Linked DNA regions of Homo sapiens: region 2 is linked to region 1. Evidence: read pairs that join two places in POLR2A ChIA-PET (ENCODE). Cell type or tissue: PC-9. All regions are shown on one strand.

What was found. ChIA-PET counts read pairs that join two places held together with the same protein. Peaks named below come from ENCODE experiments on the same cell type or tissue, not always from the same donor. Only the 100,000 strongest peaks of a DNase experiment are listed, where the experiment ranks them.
Region 2: POLR2A ChIA-PET joins it to region 1 with 11 read pairs; 2 of 35 experiments call an interaction of 5 or more read pairs at or near these places.

Annotation. Positions count from the first base shown.
Region 1 is chr3:123,684,005-123,692,004 of GRCh38, forward strand. The region is part of intron 19 of MYLK (myosin light chain kinase); the gene reads right to left. It overlaps MYLK-AS2 (MYLK antisense RNA 2), which reads left to right and starts at 5,640. Exons shown (of 3, transcript NR_046629.1): 1 at 5,640-5,712; 2 at 7,573-7,830. In PC-9, no CTCF peak of the experiment used is centred here; a DNase peak (open chromatin) is centred at 4,497; H3K27ac peaks cover 353 bases.
Region 2 is chr3:123,572,067-123,580,066 of GRCh38, forward strand. The region is part of intron 2 of HACD2 (3-hydroxyacyl-CoA dehydratase 2); the gene reads right to left. Among named protein-coding and RNA genes, the nearest start is that of HACD2, 9.0 kb to the right of the region's middle. In PC-9, no CTCF peak of the experiment used is centred here; no DNase peak of the experiment used is centred here; H3K27ac peaks cover 528 bases.

The sequences.
Region 1 (8,000 bases):
CCCAGCATGCCAGTTCCATGAGGACACAGAGAAGCAGAAAGCCATGGGGCAGGGATGATTTCATTTTCTTACACTGGACATTTTCCCCAAGGATCGTGGTCATTCTCAGCTACAGAAAAATCCTCTGGACATAGTTATTTGTCAGCCTCGGTGGATCTCAGCCTCAGCTGTATGTTAGAAGCACGTGTGCCAGGGTATCACACCCCACAGGTCCTGGTTTCATTGGTCTGGGTTGGGGTCTGGGCACGATATGATCCAGAAGCTCCATGGATGACTGATATTTGGCCAACAGAAAACTCCTCGTCTCTCCTCAAGCACAGGGAGTGCGCAGGGAGTGGCTCCAGGACTATTCCAAGAGGCAGAAAAACCTAGCAGAGCCTCCCCTTGATATCTGGGGATGAGGGTGCCATAAACCAGGGGCATGGAGTCAGTCTAAGCTTCCCTTGTCCGGGCCTCTCCCTTCTTCCCTTCCTTGAAGACCAGCATTTCTAACAGTCACCAATGACAATGTAAAGAAAGGTGTACCCAGTAATTGTTTTGTTTGGCCCCTTTTTTTTTTTGAAATGGAATCTCACTCTGTCACCCAGGCTGGACTGCAGTGACATGATCTCGGCTCACTGCAACCTCTGCCTCCCAGGTTCAAGTGATTCTCATGCCTCAGCCTCCTGAGTAGCCTCCTGAGTACACGCCTGACTAATTTTTCGTATTTTCAGTAGAGATGGGGTTTCGCCATGTTGGCCAGGCTGGTCTTGAATTCCTGGCCTCAGGTGATCTGCCTGCGTCAGCCTCCCAAAGTACTGGGATTACTGGCGTGAGCCACGGCACCCGGCCCTTCTTAAGGAAGAGGAGTACAGGGCAGACTATGTATGCAGTTCTGCACTCCTTGGCTTCAGCACTCATTCTCCTGGTGAGTCTTGGAGCATAGAGGAGGGAGAAGAAGAAGGATCAGGTTTGCTTTTTTAACTGATGAGTAAGCTGAGGCACAAGAAAGCAAAGTATGAGAGGCCCAGTTTTCCTGGGCTCCTGAAAGAAGGGCAGCAGGTACTGAGACTCCTTTCGTCCTCATGGGGTTGTGTTGGGCTTTACTTCCAAGCATCACCACAGTAGAGGCCAAGAGAGTACAGCTCTAGCTTTGGCTTTGTCATCAGCAACCTTGGGAACTTGGGCAAATAATTTAAACTGTCCCATCTCTGTTTCCACATCTGTACAAGGGAATCACTTATTTTCTCTACCTCATGGTGTTTTGACGCCCAAAGGAGAGAACACATGCAACGGTGTTTTGGAAAGCAGGAAATGATCATTTATCAGCCCAGCGTGGTGGCTCACGCCTGTAATCCCAGGACTTTGGGAGGCCAAGGCAGTTGGATCACTTGGACCCAGAAGTTCAAGACCAGCGTGGGCAACATGGTGAAACCCCGTCTCTACAAAATTTACAAAAATTAGCCAGGCACTGTGGCATGTGCTTGTAGTCCCAGCTGCTTTGGAGGCTGAGGTGGGAGGATCACCTGAGCCCACAGAGCTTGAGGCTGCAATGATCGTGCCGCTGCAGTGATCATGCCACTTAACTCCAGCATGGATGACAGAGTGAGACCCTGTCTCCAAAAAATGAAAAAAAAAAAAAAAAAAAGAAAATGAAAATGATCACTTATGAATTAATTCCTCTTGATAGCCACATTCCCTTACCTCCTTCTGAATCAGCTTTAAAATTTTCCACCTTCAGAAAACACTCCCTGCCCTGCCCCATCTGCCTCTGCCTCCGTCCTCGGCCCTAGGGTGCTGGGTTTTCACTGGACGTGTCAGTACACTACCCTGTAATGTGCTTTGAGTCTTATTTTTAGAAGTTTCTGCAGCACTTTATCTTTCCATCTGGCCATGAGGAAAGGGGCTGAAGTCCCCCTTTCAAACTAGGCACACCCCAGACTCGGAGCCCCAGGGGGTGGCCGCGCTCCACTTGAAGTGTCAGCACGGTGGGGCTGTGCATGCACCACGGGGCCCTGCCAGGGATGCGGAGCCAGCAGACCTCCATGCGAACTGCAGCAAGGAGTGGGCTCGAAGGGCCATGTGCCTAATCAAAACCAGCTTTGTGCTCACATGGCTGCCCAGGGGATAAAAATAATAGTAATATAAGTTTAAGAGCAGCTTGTATTTTCTATTTTAATCATTTTGTGATGAAATTAAACTCCATTTCTAGATCTAGGCCCCCAAGGCTGAAGTCCTTTGCTTGTGTCCCCAAAGAAGTGTGGGGGAGGAAGATGGAGGTGTGAGGAAGTGGGGGGCCTCTACATTGAGAGGAAAATGTGTCCTTATATAGACAATGCCTCACCCCTCCCACTCCTGGGCTCTGGACTCAAGCTCTCTGGGCAGCGTTTTTTTTTTTTTAATCTCCCCCAAGAGGCTGGTTCCCTGAACTCTGACCCCACGCAGGGGGCATGAGGTCTTGGGAAGCTTCTGGGAGGGGTCCAGCTTCTAGGGGCCCCCAGTGGGGCAGGGCAGAGGGGCTGGGCTCCAGCCTCTCCCTGGGTTGGCTCATCCCTCCTTGCTGGCCTCTCTCTCTGACTGAGTGCAAGCAGTGTGCTAGCGTAGTAAGGAAGAGAGATCAGGATGCTTGCGCTTTCTGGCTCTGCTGCTTAGGAGTTGTGAGTCCCTGGGCAAGTTCCTGAACTTTTCTGAGTCTGAGCTTCCTCACAAGGAAAACCGAAATAACATCACCTCAATAGAAGAGTGAGGGAGGTGTGGCCAAGTCGTAAGGTGATGGCTGACATTTACTGGGTATTGACTCCATGTATGCACGGTGCTAAGTACTTTGTATGCTCAGATCAGGTTGAACTACACCATTCGCCAGTATTGAAGTGTTTTTGACCTACAAAAACAGCAATTTTATTTAGTTTCACATAATACCCGTTAGTTGTCTGTGATGATTTAAAGAATAAATGTGGGCCAGGCGCGGTAGCTCACGCCTGTAATCCCAGCACTTTGGGAGGCTGAGGCGGGTGGATCACCTGAGGTCAGGAGTTTGAGACCAGACTGGCCAACATGGTGAAACCCCTTCTCTACTAAAAATACAAAAATTAGCTGGGCGTGTTGGCGGGTGCCTGTAACCTCAGCTACTTGGGAGGCTGAGGCAGCAGAATGGCTTGAATCCAGGAGACAGAGGTTGCAGTGAGCCGAGATCATGCCACTGCACTCCAGCCTGGGCAAAAAGAGTGAAACTCTGTCTCAAAATAAATAAATAAATAAATGTGGGGGTGGGAGCAGACTTAGTAATATGGCAGGGCTGAGGCCAAGAAAGGAGGGGTGGATCAAAATCAGCTCAGCAATAATCAGAAGTGCCCAGGGGCCAAGATAACAGTGGATCACAGTGGTTAGGCACCAAGGCTTGGGTTTAACTTCCCACTCTGCTAGTTAGGGTGACCTTGAGCAGGTGACTCAGTCTCTGTTTGCCTGAGATGAGGCTATTGTTACTATCACTCCCCTGAAGCCCTCTTGCAAGGTCACCAATGACCTCAATGTTGGCAAACCCAATAGCCAGTGCTCAGGCTCATCTTTATTTGGCAGCAGCACCTGACCCTTCCTTCCTTCCTTTCTTCCTTCCTTCCTTCCTTCCTACCTTCATTCCTTCCTTCCTTTCCTTCCTTCCCTCCTTCCTTCCTTCCCTTTCTTCCTTTTCTTCCTTTCTTCTTTTTTTTTGACAGGGTCTCCCTCTGTCCCACAGGCTGGAGTACCGTGGTACAATCTTGGCTCACTGTAGCCTCAACCTCCCATGCTCAAGCTGTCCTCCTGGCTCATCCTCCTGAGTAGCTGGGACTACAGGCATGCCCCACAGCATCCAGGCAACTTTTGTATTTTTTGTAGAGACAGGGTTTCACCATGTAGCCCAGGCTGATATTGAACTCCTGGCTCAAGCAATTCACCTGCTTCTCAAAGTGTTGGTATTACAGGTGTGAGCCACCACACCTGGCCTGGCACACTAATCTTGATCATTCCTTCCTTTTTGAAGTTCTTAGCATTTGGTTTCTGGGACACCCCCATCTCCTGGGTTTCTTCCCATCTCACTGGAGTACTTCCTTCTTAGTCTTCTTCGCAGGCCCCTGTCCTGCCCCTGCCTCTCTCTCTCTCCCTCTTCTTATAGCCACCTCTGTACTCTCCAGGGACCTCATTCAACCCCAGGGCAGTGAATGGCCTCTGTGTGTGGATGGCTCCCTGTATCCCACCTCCAACTCTGACCTCCCCCTCAACTCCAGGTTCACCTAAACACCTGCCTATGTGACAGGACCGCTTGAGAGGTCAAATAGCAATCTTAAACTTCACATGCACTAAACTCTTGATCGTGCCCCCCAGCCCCACCATTGGTCTTCACTCCCCCATGAAAACTGAGTCATCTTTAACTTCTCTCTCTCTCCATACCCAGCTCACCAGCAACTCATATCAGCTCTACAGCCAAAGAGGTTATGAATCTGATCACTTCCTGTCCCTATTGTGGCAACCCCCCATTGTGCTCCCTGCTTTCCCTCTGACTCATCCTGGGTCTGGTCATCACATGGACATGAGTGATCCTTCATAAATGTCCAGTGTTGGCCCATAACACTTAGAATAAAATCTCATTTTTTTTGTCCTAGCCAACACTGCCTGGATCTGGTCCACGGTCCTCCTCAACCTCACTTCCTACCATCCTGCCCCTTGCTCATGGCTCCACCACCCTGGCCTCCTGCCTCCTGAAACGCCTTAAGCACAGTGTCCTCAGCTCAGGGCTATGCTCTTGTTGTCACCTTGTCCCTCTTCCTTCCCTGCTTCCTTCAGTCTCTGTTCAAATGTTCCTTCCTCAGAGGGGCCTCAGTGACCACCCCCTCCAAAAATGGTATTCTCTCCCCCATTACCCTGCTTTGCTTTCTTCATAGCTGGTGACATTACCTGAGGATATGACACAGCTGTTCACCTGCATTACTGCCTCTTTCCCACTAGAAAAGTCCCAAAAGCTGGAACTTTTCCTACTTCATTTACTGTTTTAAAACCAGCTCCTATGGCAGTGCCTGGCACAGAGTGGGCACTCAGATATTAGTTGAATGACTGAGTGATGGCATGAGTACCCACTGGAGTGTCCCTTCCCATCACAATCATGCATGACCCTCTGTGGTCACAAAGCCCTGGTCTCACTGGTACCAAAAGCTGGATGCCCTGGCCAGGGTGGCTGGGGACAGGAGGCCTGAGTTGAGAATGACTGGATGAGCCAGTGAGGGGCTAAGGTGTTTTTTGAGTCCTCTCATGGGATTCTGGCCTAGGAAGGACTTAGTTTCCTCACTGCTCATCTGGGTTGGAATGAGAGGAAAGGGGTTACTGAGTCCCACGTGCAGAAGGACCTCCCCACAGGGAGGACTGTTACTCAGGGAGGTCTGGATCACTCTGGGAGCGGGCCCCACCATGGTAATTCACTGCCCGGGGAGGCTGTGTCAGGCTGTGGAAAGGAACAGGTTTCAGAGCCAGACCACTGAGTCCTGCCAGGATATTTCATGTTGTAATTCACTGTGCAGGGTGGAGCCCCAACACCAGATCTACACCTACTGTCTGTGGGGCCTGGAAGGCAGCTGACCCTTGGTGAGCCTCAGTTTGCTCACTGAGAAAGACACCCTGCCCAACTGTTGCATAGACTGAAAATGCAAAGTGCACAAGAGTCTCTGGCCAGGACAGGCATTGAAGGTCAGCTTGTTCTCCTCCTGGGTGAGTTTTCGGGCAAGTCCACGTTTACTCTAGGTTTTAGCTCCCTTCTATGTGGCACAAGTTAACCCTTGTCTTCTGCTGAGTTCAGAAGGAAGGGTGATATGACCATAATCAAGCAAGTTCATAAACACCCCTTTTCTTAGGAAAAAGACCCAAACACATGATTAAAATAGCCAGCTGTGCTGTGTTATAAAGGTTACATCCCTTATCTTTATGATATGAGGGAATCAGTAGTGTGGGTAATGCTATTTTAGCCCCATTTGCCTCATTTTTATGAGATTTTGAAAGATATGTTGGCCTCAGATGTATGGTCTCGATGGTGTTTGGCACAGGATGAGTGAATGATAGCGACTTTCAGGGGCCAGGCCAGCCCTGCTGAGTGGCTGGGGAAGCCAGTCTGAAGTCAGCACCAGCTGTAGTCCCATCGCCTAGTGGAGATGGACCTCATTGCCCCATAAGAGGGATGAAGGCCTGGTTCTATGCAGAGGTTGGGTGGGCAGTTGCAGCTGGAGACAGGCTGGAAGAGCCCACACAATGGCTGGGCTTGAAAATTCAGTCATTGTTGCTGCTTACGGCAAGTAGTTCTTCAACGTATTCTGATTCATGACTCCTTTTGAGAATTTGACTAAAAACTATGGACCCCTCTCTTCAGAAAGATGCTCCAACCCACATAATGCAACATTTTGCCTGTAATTTCAGGGGAGGCACAAACCCACTGGGATCCCCAAGTCAAGTATGATGCCTTGGGGAGTAGGGAGAGCTGAGGGGATGAGGGGACAGAATGAGGGCAGGAGATGTAGCCTAGCCAGTGGGGTGGAGCACCAGACGATAGAAAGGCGACAGGGGAGCTGTCAAAGTGACAACAGTCCTTTACTACTTTCCTAGAGAGGCTCTTGATGAAAAAATAAAGCTAAATGTGGGCAAACAGGATGCTAATATATCTGTAAGTATAGCAACAGGGAAAGAAAAGCAGGGGGAAGAGGCCACCCTTATCCTTTCTGTCAACAAAACCAAACCCAATGGACTGAGAGTCAGTCCTGTTATCTCAGCTGGGCTCCCTCCTATCACTTTTCTAGCTCTTCTTCCAAGACCCAGCTCCCAATTTGCAGCTGGAGGCCTAACTCTGCATTTGAAGGAATTAGGGATAAATAATGATGGTCATCAAGATTAGTGGAGAGGACAAGGGAATCTGCCAGCAGACTCTGGGCAAACAAAGCCTTTTAAGTTGCAGAATGAATTCCCCAAACCTTAAAAAAAAAATCCCCAAGTGTATTCAGTAGGGGAAAAGGAAATTTCATCTTGAAAACAAATCTAGAAAAGGTGCTGACATTTTACAGATAGGGAGAATGAATTGCTCTCCTGCCTTCAGCTAGCCATGTAAACAGGACCTAAAGAGGCTCCGAAAGCCGATAACCTCCTTCACTAGCTCGGGAACCAGTGTGAGTCCCAAACGAGCAGAGGGGTGTTAGACGTGGGCTTCAAGGATCATGTTTTCAGAAACGCTATACTTTACAGTGCAGCACCTGTATAGAAAGAAGCAGGACTGTGATCTGGGTGGGTGACAGCCTGGGTGAGGAGAGACTCCCACACAGGAGTCATCAGCCACAGCATCCACTGTGCAGAACCTCAAAATGTGTCCCATGCCCCCTCTGAATTGAGCATAAACTTGGACACATCAAGTCCGCTTCCTTAGACTCAGAGCCCCTATAGCACATATACGCACGATCTCCAAGGAGAAGTACACAGTATTAGATGAGTTCAGCTTACCTTTCGGCTATTAACAATTAATTCGTGCTGCCATTGTGTTTTTATAAAAAAGACTTTCTTTTCCACCTCTCTCCCATTCATCATGTTCCATAGAGCTCAGCTCTGTGATCAGGAAACCAATTGTAAAGTCCAGAATGAGGACACGGGCTCTACATGGTGTGGAATGGCAGTGAGACGGGCTAGGACTTCAGAACTCAACTGATCACACACAGGAGGGAGAAGAACAACCAAGCTGGGCTTCAAGATGCCTTATTTGGACACTAGTTTTTGATGTGTCTCTGATGGTTATTAACCAGACATTTCAAGGGCAAGAAACTATTTCCCCAAAACTACCTTTTGAGACATTTCCAGGTAAGTGCCAAATACAAAGAAATGATCCTGGGTTGTGAGTCCTGGGATGGGGTTCTGGCCCCAGCTTGGCCCTAAATGGGCCAGAGAGCCCCCCTCCAAAATGCATTTCCTCTCTGGATGCCCTCAGTTTCTTATCTGTAAAATGAGGGTGTTCATCTAAATCATCACGA
Region 2 (8,000 bases), 110 kb before region 1:
CACAATTTTCCAAAATGCACTCTGAAGTGGTGAAGTGAAGTGGTGGCACTGCTTTGTTGAGGTCCACCAAGAATCACTGGATAAGAATAAGCACACCTCATCAAAAAAAATTTAGATGACTTGCCATATTCAAAATCTCCCTTGAAAATACATGTTGCACCAGGCACAGTGGCTCATACCTGTAATCTTAACACTTTGGGAGGCCAAAGCAGGAGGATCACTTGAGGTCAGGAGTTCAAGACCAGCCTGCGCAACACAGTGAGACCCCCAGCTCTACAAAAAATTTTAAAAACTAGCTGGGCCTGGTGGCATGTGCCTGTAGTCCTAGCTACTTGGAAGGCTGAGGCAGGAGGATCACTTGAGCCCAAGAGGTTGAGGCTGCAATGAGCTACAATCATGCCACTGCACTCCATCCTGGGCAACAGAGCAAGACCCTGTCTCAAAGAAAAGAAAAGAAAATATGAACCATAAACTCCTCTCTCCTCTTGTGTCCCTTCCATTTCCACTGGCAATAAACTGATTTTAGTTTTAAAATTTAACCTCAATGTAAAATTGCCATTTGCACAATAAATTACTTGGAAACATCTTTTCAAAGTTTCTAAAATTTGAACTAGGGGAATTATTTTTGTAGGTTACCAACAATTCTGTTCAATTTCATTTTTAATCCAAGGTAAAACAATAACAACAAAGCCCCAAAAAGTTTAAGAAGTCTCAAAGGGAACAGAAACCCAAGCAGCTTTCAAGACCTCAGCTGCAGCCCATGGACTTAATGTGATTCATCTACAGTGATTCCCCATCTCTGTCTTTCAATTCAAAATTCCAAATTCTTGGGAGGAAAAAAAAAACCTGACTAGCCCACTCTGGCTCAGTTACGCACCCCTGGATCAGCCAGCTATGGCCTAAGATGCAGAGTCAGGGAATAGAGATGTAGCTGCTAAGGGTCCAGCCTTGAGAACCAGACAAATTCCAGAGAGGATACGCTGAGCTGGGCAGCTCCACAGACATGTCCACGACACTTGTTTTACGGTGCAGAGGTCCATAACCAATTTGAGTTACATCTACCAATATTTGATTTGTTTTAGGAATTATCATATTCTACACATATATGATTTCATTCTTGCTTAAAACTTAATAATAATAATATATAGTCTTCAAGGATAGACACCAAAATGTTAACAGTGGTTATCTTTAGATTATGACTGCTATGCATTTTCTTCTGCATCTGAATTTTTTCTACAATGAATATATAGTACTTATTACTGGGGGAAAACACCTTTCCACTCTCTTCTGGTTTCTATAAGGATGGATTTCCACCACATAGTACTAGTCTCCTTTAATTACTTTACCTCTGGAAAGGATGACTCATTTGAGCGTAAATTTGGGAAGAATAAATGGGGTGTGTTCAATTCAGCTCCACTAGAGAGGTTTCATAGAGAACCTCAAGTTTTCATGGTTTCTTCTAAGACAGCCCATCTGCTGCTGCTCAGGACAGGGTGAGTGGTGAGTCTAACTGTGGAGTTCAGTTAGCAAACCCATTTGACTCGCACACTAAAGCATGTCCTCAGCCTTTATCACTAATAAAGGTGATTTTTAGGATCCTTATGTAACTCCTTTGAGTTACTGCTCAATGTTCAGAACATAAACAAGCAAAAGGGTGTTGGTTATTCACTGGGCTCCCTCAGACTCCAAACATGTTTTCAAAATCCTTTTACATCCAATTTTTAAGGACGAAATAGGTAAAAAGATTCCTCAATTATCATTATTTTTCCTTTATCACTTAATTTCACCTTTCTTGCTATTTCCACCCCTATAATTTACTAATTCATTATTTGCTTAATTTTCATATTTTGATAGTGAAATGTTGAAGTCTCACAGAACTTAAAAGTGGGGAAAAATGTAAGGTCACCTAATCCAGTGTATTCACTGCACATAATGAATCGAGGGCGAGAGAGGTTAAGATCAAGGTCACAGGGCTAATTAATGGCAAAACCAAGTCTTCATACCCAAACTGTGACACCTCTTAAGAACAATTCTATTTTTTAACTTCTATAGCATTTCTGCCAGCTTTTTACATATTTTGTTTCTCTGTTCAGATAATCATTCATTCATCATATGATTTCACCAACATGTGTCTCCCATGTTCTTGCTACTGACAAACTGTGAACTAAGGTTCTCTTCAGCTTCTGCTCCGAAATCAACTTTATCTTATGCTGTAACTGGGTAGTCCTGCTTTTCTTGACACTTGGTCATGGCAAGCTGGTTTGTCCCTTAGTAAACTTAAAGTCAGTCTCATAAACAACAGATTGTTAGACTTTAGTTTTTAACCAGTAACCATCATTTCATCTTTTCATCTTGATAAATTTAATCAGTCCATTTGTATAAACATAAAAAATGATGTATTTTTACTATACTCTATTATGCTATAGGTTTATTATTCTCCTGCCATTAAAAAAATTAACAGGATTTGTAGATGTAAAACTCTATTTCTCTTTAAATCGAAAAATAAAATAAGCTGCCTATTGTCTTCCTTTTTCAAAAAACTTTAAAATCTTATTTTCCTCATTCATCTTGTTTTCAATTACATATAATATAGAATTTTATTTTAAAAAATTACATGTTTCATGTGATATATAAATATATACTAAAGTATATTAAAAGTGGTAATCTTTTACTCCCCCCTTGCCCCAAAATACCACGCCCCTCCAGAGGTAAGCTCTAATTAACAGTTTGATATATACTCTTCCATACCTTTTTCAGTATCTGCAATTGTGCTTTTATTCCCTATTGATTTTCCTAATCTGAAAACATCAGCATATAACTATTCTATTATCAATTTAAAAATTTATGAACTCTGGAGTGATACAAAATTTACATCGTTATGTTTATCCTCCTTCCCACTTCATTCTATCCTGGTAAAATCTGAAATATCTTATGGGATTCCACATGATCACACTGCATTCTGTACCGTGGTCTAAAGGCTTATACTGTGCAGCCACTAGCCATATGTGCCTATTTAAACTTAAATAAAGAGTAAAGAATTTTCATTTTTTTTTTTTTTGGAAAACAGGGTCTTGCTCTGTCTCCTAGACTTGGAGTGCAGTGGAGTGACCATAACTTACTTCAGCCTGAAACTCCTGGGCTCAAGCGATTCTCCTGCCTTAGCCTCCCGAGTAGCTAGGACTAATATGCGCCACTGTATCCGGCTAATTTTTTAAATTTTTAAAATTTTTTGCAGAGGCGAGGTCTTGCTATATTGCCCAAGCTGGTCTTGAACTCCTGGCCTGAAGCGATCCTCCCACCTTGGCCTTCCAAAGTGCTGGGATTACAGGTGTCAGCCACCACTCCTGACCAAAAGTAAATAAAATTAAAAACTCAGTTTCTCAGACCCACTAGCCACATTTTAAGTGACTAGTGGCTACTGTTTTGGACAGCGTTCCAACGTTATCACTGCAGAAAGTCCTATTGGACAGTGCTAGTCTGAAAACTTGGTTAATTTTATTTATTTATATAACAGTTACTCTTTGATAACAGCTAACTACTCTGATTAAAGTTAAATAATCTTTGGTAAGGTGCTTTCAAAGTTCCATTAGCTTTTCTAAGTGTTTTCAAAATGTTTCCAGCTTTAGGAAACTGCATGGTCTGTTATCCAGGAACCTAATATTTCCTACTACACGGGGATTTTTTCTTCTTTCAAGTTTAAGGTCCCAAGTTGTTTTTAACTATTACATTTTAAAATCTGCTCTTTTATGCTGGAAATTGTTTAAGTACTCAGGAAGGGAAGAAATTTTTTTGTTGTGGAACACCATAAACTCTCACTAACCATAGTGAGGTGGCCTTTCAGTTCAGCAAAGTTTTCTATAACTTTTCTCCCTGATTATTTATAAGCTGTATATTCCAACCTTTTCTACTTCCTCTGGTAGTCTTACTTTTTGAAAGCTTATACAACCTCATCAGGTTTTCTAGATACATTGGTTCTATATATATTGTTTTTCTGTTATAATGTTTTGTAATGTTTCTTTTACATGGTGAACTTTGAAAATTTCCCTATGACTTCTGTTCTGCAATTCATTTTATATGAGAACGTGAGTGGAAACTCCCGCCTTTTTTGAATCTTCAGTATCACCTATTTCTTGCACTGTGGCTCCTTCGTGCCCTATATTGCCACCATTGATATTTTTAGTTCTTTTTTTTTTTTAATTTCAGTACATTCCCTTCTACAGATGTTAGCTATTGTACCTCTTTGAATACCACATCAATTTGCTTCTATTTGCTTGAGTCACCAAGCAGTGAGGCCTGTGTGGGTGGGTTCCTGTTTCCTTCCAGCTCTCTCTTCCCTTCTAATGTTGTGACACTTATTAATTTTAATCAAGTTAGAGTTTTCCTCTGGTTTTCACACTGTTTGAGAAGCTGGTTTTTCTGGGATTTGTTGTCATTCCTATTTGTGTTAGATATCTACACTATAACTTGCTCTTGCTAGCTTTTCAAAAGCCTCTTTTAGAGATGTGTTTCCTCAAAATGGGTCCAGAATAAAAGGAGCCTAACACATGCATGTAGCTTGCATTTCAGAAGTTCCTTTTTGAGACTATTACTGGGAAATCAGAATGTTTCCACAAGAAGGAAAAATATAACAGACAACGGTTATGTCCTCAAACCAGTTCACAAAAGCAGTCTGAAGCACAATACCTCCATGGCAAAAATCAGTTAGTGTTTGAGCCATAAAGAAAGAAAAACTGGCAGGGAGATAAGAAGGGATCTTTCTTCTTAAGGACACTGCAAGTTTCTAAGACTTTGCTGTATTTTATAGAAATACCCAAAATCAATTTCCTATTCATTAAAGGATCTGAAGAGCATTGTGAAGTGAGGTCTGCAGAGTGAGACAGGAACACACAGATGAGGCTGAGAAAGTGCTGGGGTTAGAAGACTAACAAAAGCTGTCTGCTGTCTCCCACCACTTCTCCAGACCTTGCCCTAGATCAATTCCAGGACACGATCAGAAATGAGATTGGGTTGTTTATTCATTTTTGTAGATAAGGGGTTTCAAGTAGAAGAAAGATCTGGAAGAGAATGGGAAGAAAAGGGAATTCCTGTGGTCCATCAGGAAGTCCCAGATGCACAATGGTAGGTAAATGTCATATACAGCAATGTACATATGTTGAAGATAGCCTGTATCAATCTCAACAGTTAACCTCTTTGCAGAGCAATCTTTAACCCATTTGAAATCTCACTGTCAATCACAGAGGCATATCCAATCATGAGTATTTGAAAGTGTCTTTGGCCGGGCGCAGTGGCTCACACTTGTAATCCCAGCAATTTGGGAGGCCGAGGCTGGCGGATCATGAGGTCAGGAGATCGAGACCATCCTGGCTAACATGGTGAAACCCCGTCTCTACTAAAAATACAAAAAATTAGCCGGGTGTGGTGGCGGGCGCCTGTAGTCCCAGCTACTCGGGAAGCTGAGGCAGGAGAATGGCGTGAACCCGGGAGGCGGAGCTTGCAGTGAGCCGAGATCGCGCCACTGCACTCCAGCCTGGGCGATGGAGTGAGACTCTGTCTCAAAAAAAAAAAAAAAAAAGAAAGTGTCTTTGCTATAATTACAGTCTTATGTTAACCAAAGATATTTAGAAACCCAAATTCTCTCAAACATAATTTTAAACTGCCATAACTGCATTAGTCCACTAATTTTTAATCTAACTATACTTGACAAATATGCAAAGATAACATCTGCCTCATCAATGAATATCATGGACTCCAAAAATGAATAAAGTAGAAAACACCCACAACTCATTACAGAGGAACTCGTTTTTTAAAAACTGACATATAATTCACATGCCACAAAATTCACAATTTTAAACTGTACAATCTAGTGGTTTTTAATATGTTCACAGAGTTGTGCACCCACCACCACTATTTCAAGAACAATATCATCACCTTAAAAGGAAATCCTGTACCATTAGCAGTCACACCCCACTCTCTCTCCCCACAGCCCCTAACAATTCCTCTACTTTCTGTCACTATGGATTTGCCTATTCTGGATATTTCTTATAAATGAAATCATACTATTTGTGACTTTTTGTATCTGCCTCCTTTCACATGCATTTTTTCAAGATTTATCCAGGCATATATCAGTAATTCATTTGCCTTTATTAATTTTATGAATGTTTATATCCATAGACCACATTTTATCCATGAGTAGCATTTTATTTATAGATACTTTTTTTTTTGGAAATGGGGTCTTGCTCTGTCACCCAGGCTGGAGTGCAGTGGCACGATCATGGCTCACTGTAGCCTTGAACTCCTGGGCACAAGTGATCCTCCCACCTCAGTCTCCTGATTAGCTGGGACTACAGGCATGTGCTACCATGCCTGGCCAATTTTTTAATTTTTTGTAGAGATGGGGTCTCGCTATGTTTCCCAGGATGGTCTTGAATTTCTGGCCTCAAGCAATCCCCCCATGTCAGCCTCCTAAAGTGCTGGGATTACAGGTGTGAGCCATGGTACTCAGCCAGGCTTCCTTTTGTACCTTGCTACTACATGCTCCTTTGTACTTGCTTGGTAAATGTTTTTATGTCTTTTAAAAAGCAAAGTGTTATTATTTTCTTAAGAAGATGTGAAATTGGAGAACAAGTAATTTCGATTTCCTTTTTAAGTAAACTCCCACAGAACCTAATAAAGAATAACATTTAGCATAAAGAGATATAAATGAGTAGCTGCCTTCCCTGGATTCATTTTCTCCTCCTGTAAACAGGATATATGTCAACACTAATAATTCCCATCAGGATAACTTATGTGTAATTAAACAATACCACACACATCTAATTATTACACAGTGTAGATGGGGTAGGCAATGAAAAACTCCTCAACCACAGAAATTGTGGTTTTAGCAAGCCTGCTCTATCGCCCAGTCCAAGGGATTACTTCCATCACTGACCTTTGCAACGTTAATTGCCTGCATGTTCCTGGGAGTCTTCACTTCCTTATGCACAGACATTTTCCCAAAATCAAATCCAGGATTTGTCACTTAATTGGTTCTTAGTGGGGATAACAGAGATAAAACCAAAAATCCAAGATATTTTCCTAAATCCCTATTAAAAATTCTATAAGGATAAACAGGCTAATCCTTCAAAGTCTAAGACTTGGTTCCTGAGTGGATTTTAAAGTATGACACTGTTTAATGTCCCTACCTTCCATAAGATATACTTAAATTTTAAAAATTATACTTCTAACATTACCAAGTTTTTTTTTTTTTGAGACAAGGTCTCACTCTGTCATCCAGGCTGGATTGCAGTGATGCAATCATAGTTCGCTGCAGCCTCAAACTCCTGGGTTCAAGCTCAAGCCTCCCATTTCAGCCTCCCAAGTAGCTGGGACTACAGGTACCCACCACCCAGCCCAGCTAAAAAAAAAAAAATTTTTTTTTTGTAGAGATGAGGTCTTGCTATGTTGCTCAAGCTGGTCTCGAACTCTTGCCCTCAAGTGATCCTCCTGCCTTGGCCTCCCAAAGCTCTGGGATTGCTGGGACTATAAGCATGAGCCACTGTGCTCAGCTCTAATATTATGATGTCTTAAAGAGATAGAAACCCCTTTAAATTATTGAAGTATTCCAAATGGGGACAACCCCCTACTATATCAAGTACTGGAAGTCTGATGGTCTTGACTCCAAATTTGCTTCTCTGTAGCTTGTGGGAACTGTACTGGCCAAGGTTCTGAAAGAGAAAGTACTACTTATTTACTAGTGTCCGCTTCCAAAAAAAGTTCAAGCCTCTAAGTTTAAAAAATGGTTCACATTAGGATTTGTTAAAATTTCCTCACACTCAAATTTAGGGTAGTAAGGGACTTTAGAAATCTACTTTAACCTAATTATTTACAAATGAAAAGGAGGTGGATACGAGAGAAAAGACTTGCCCAAATCTATAGAGTCAGTTGGGAAAACTATTATACTTAAAATAAAAAGGTACTCAGGCTTCCAGCTGGAAGCTCATTTCATCATACCACCTACTTAA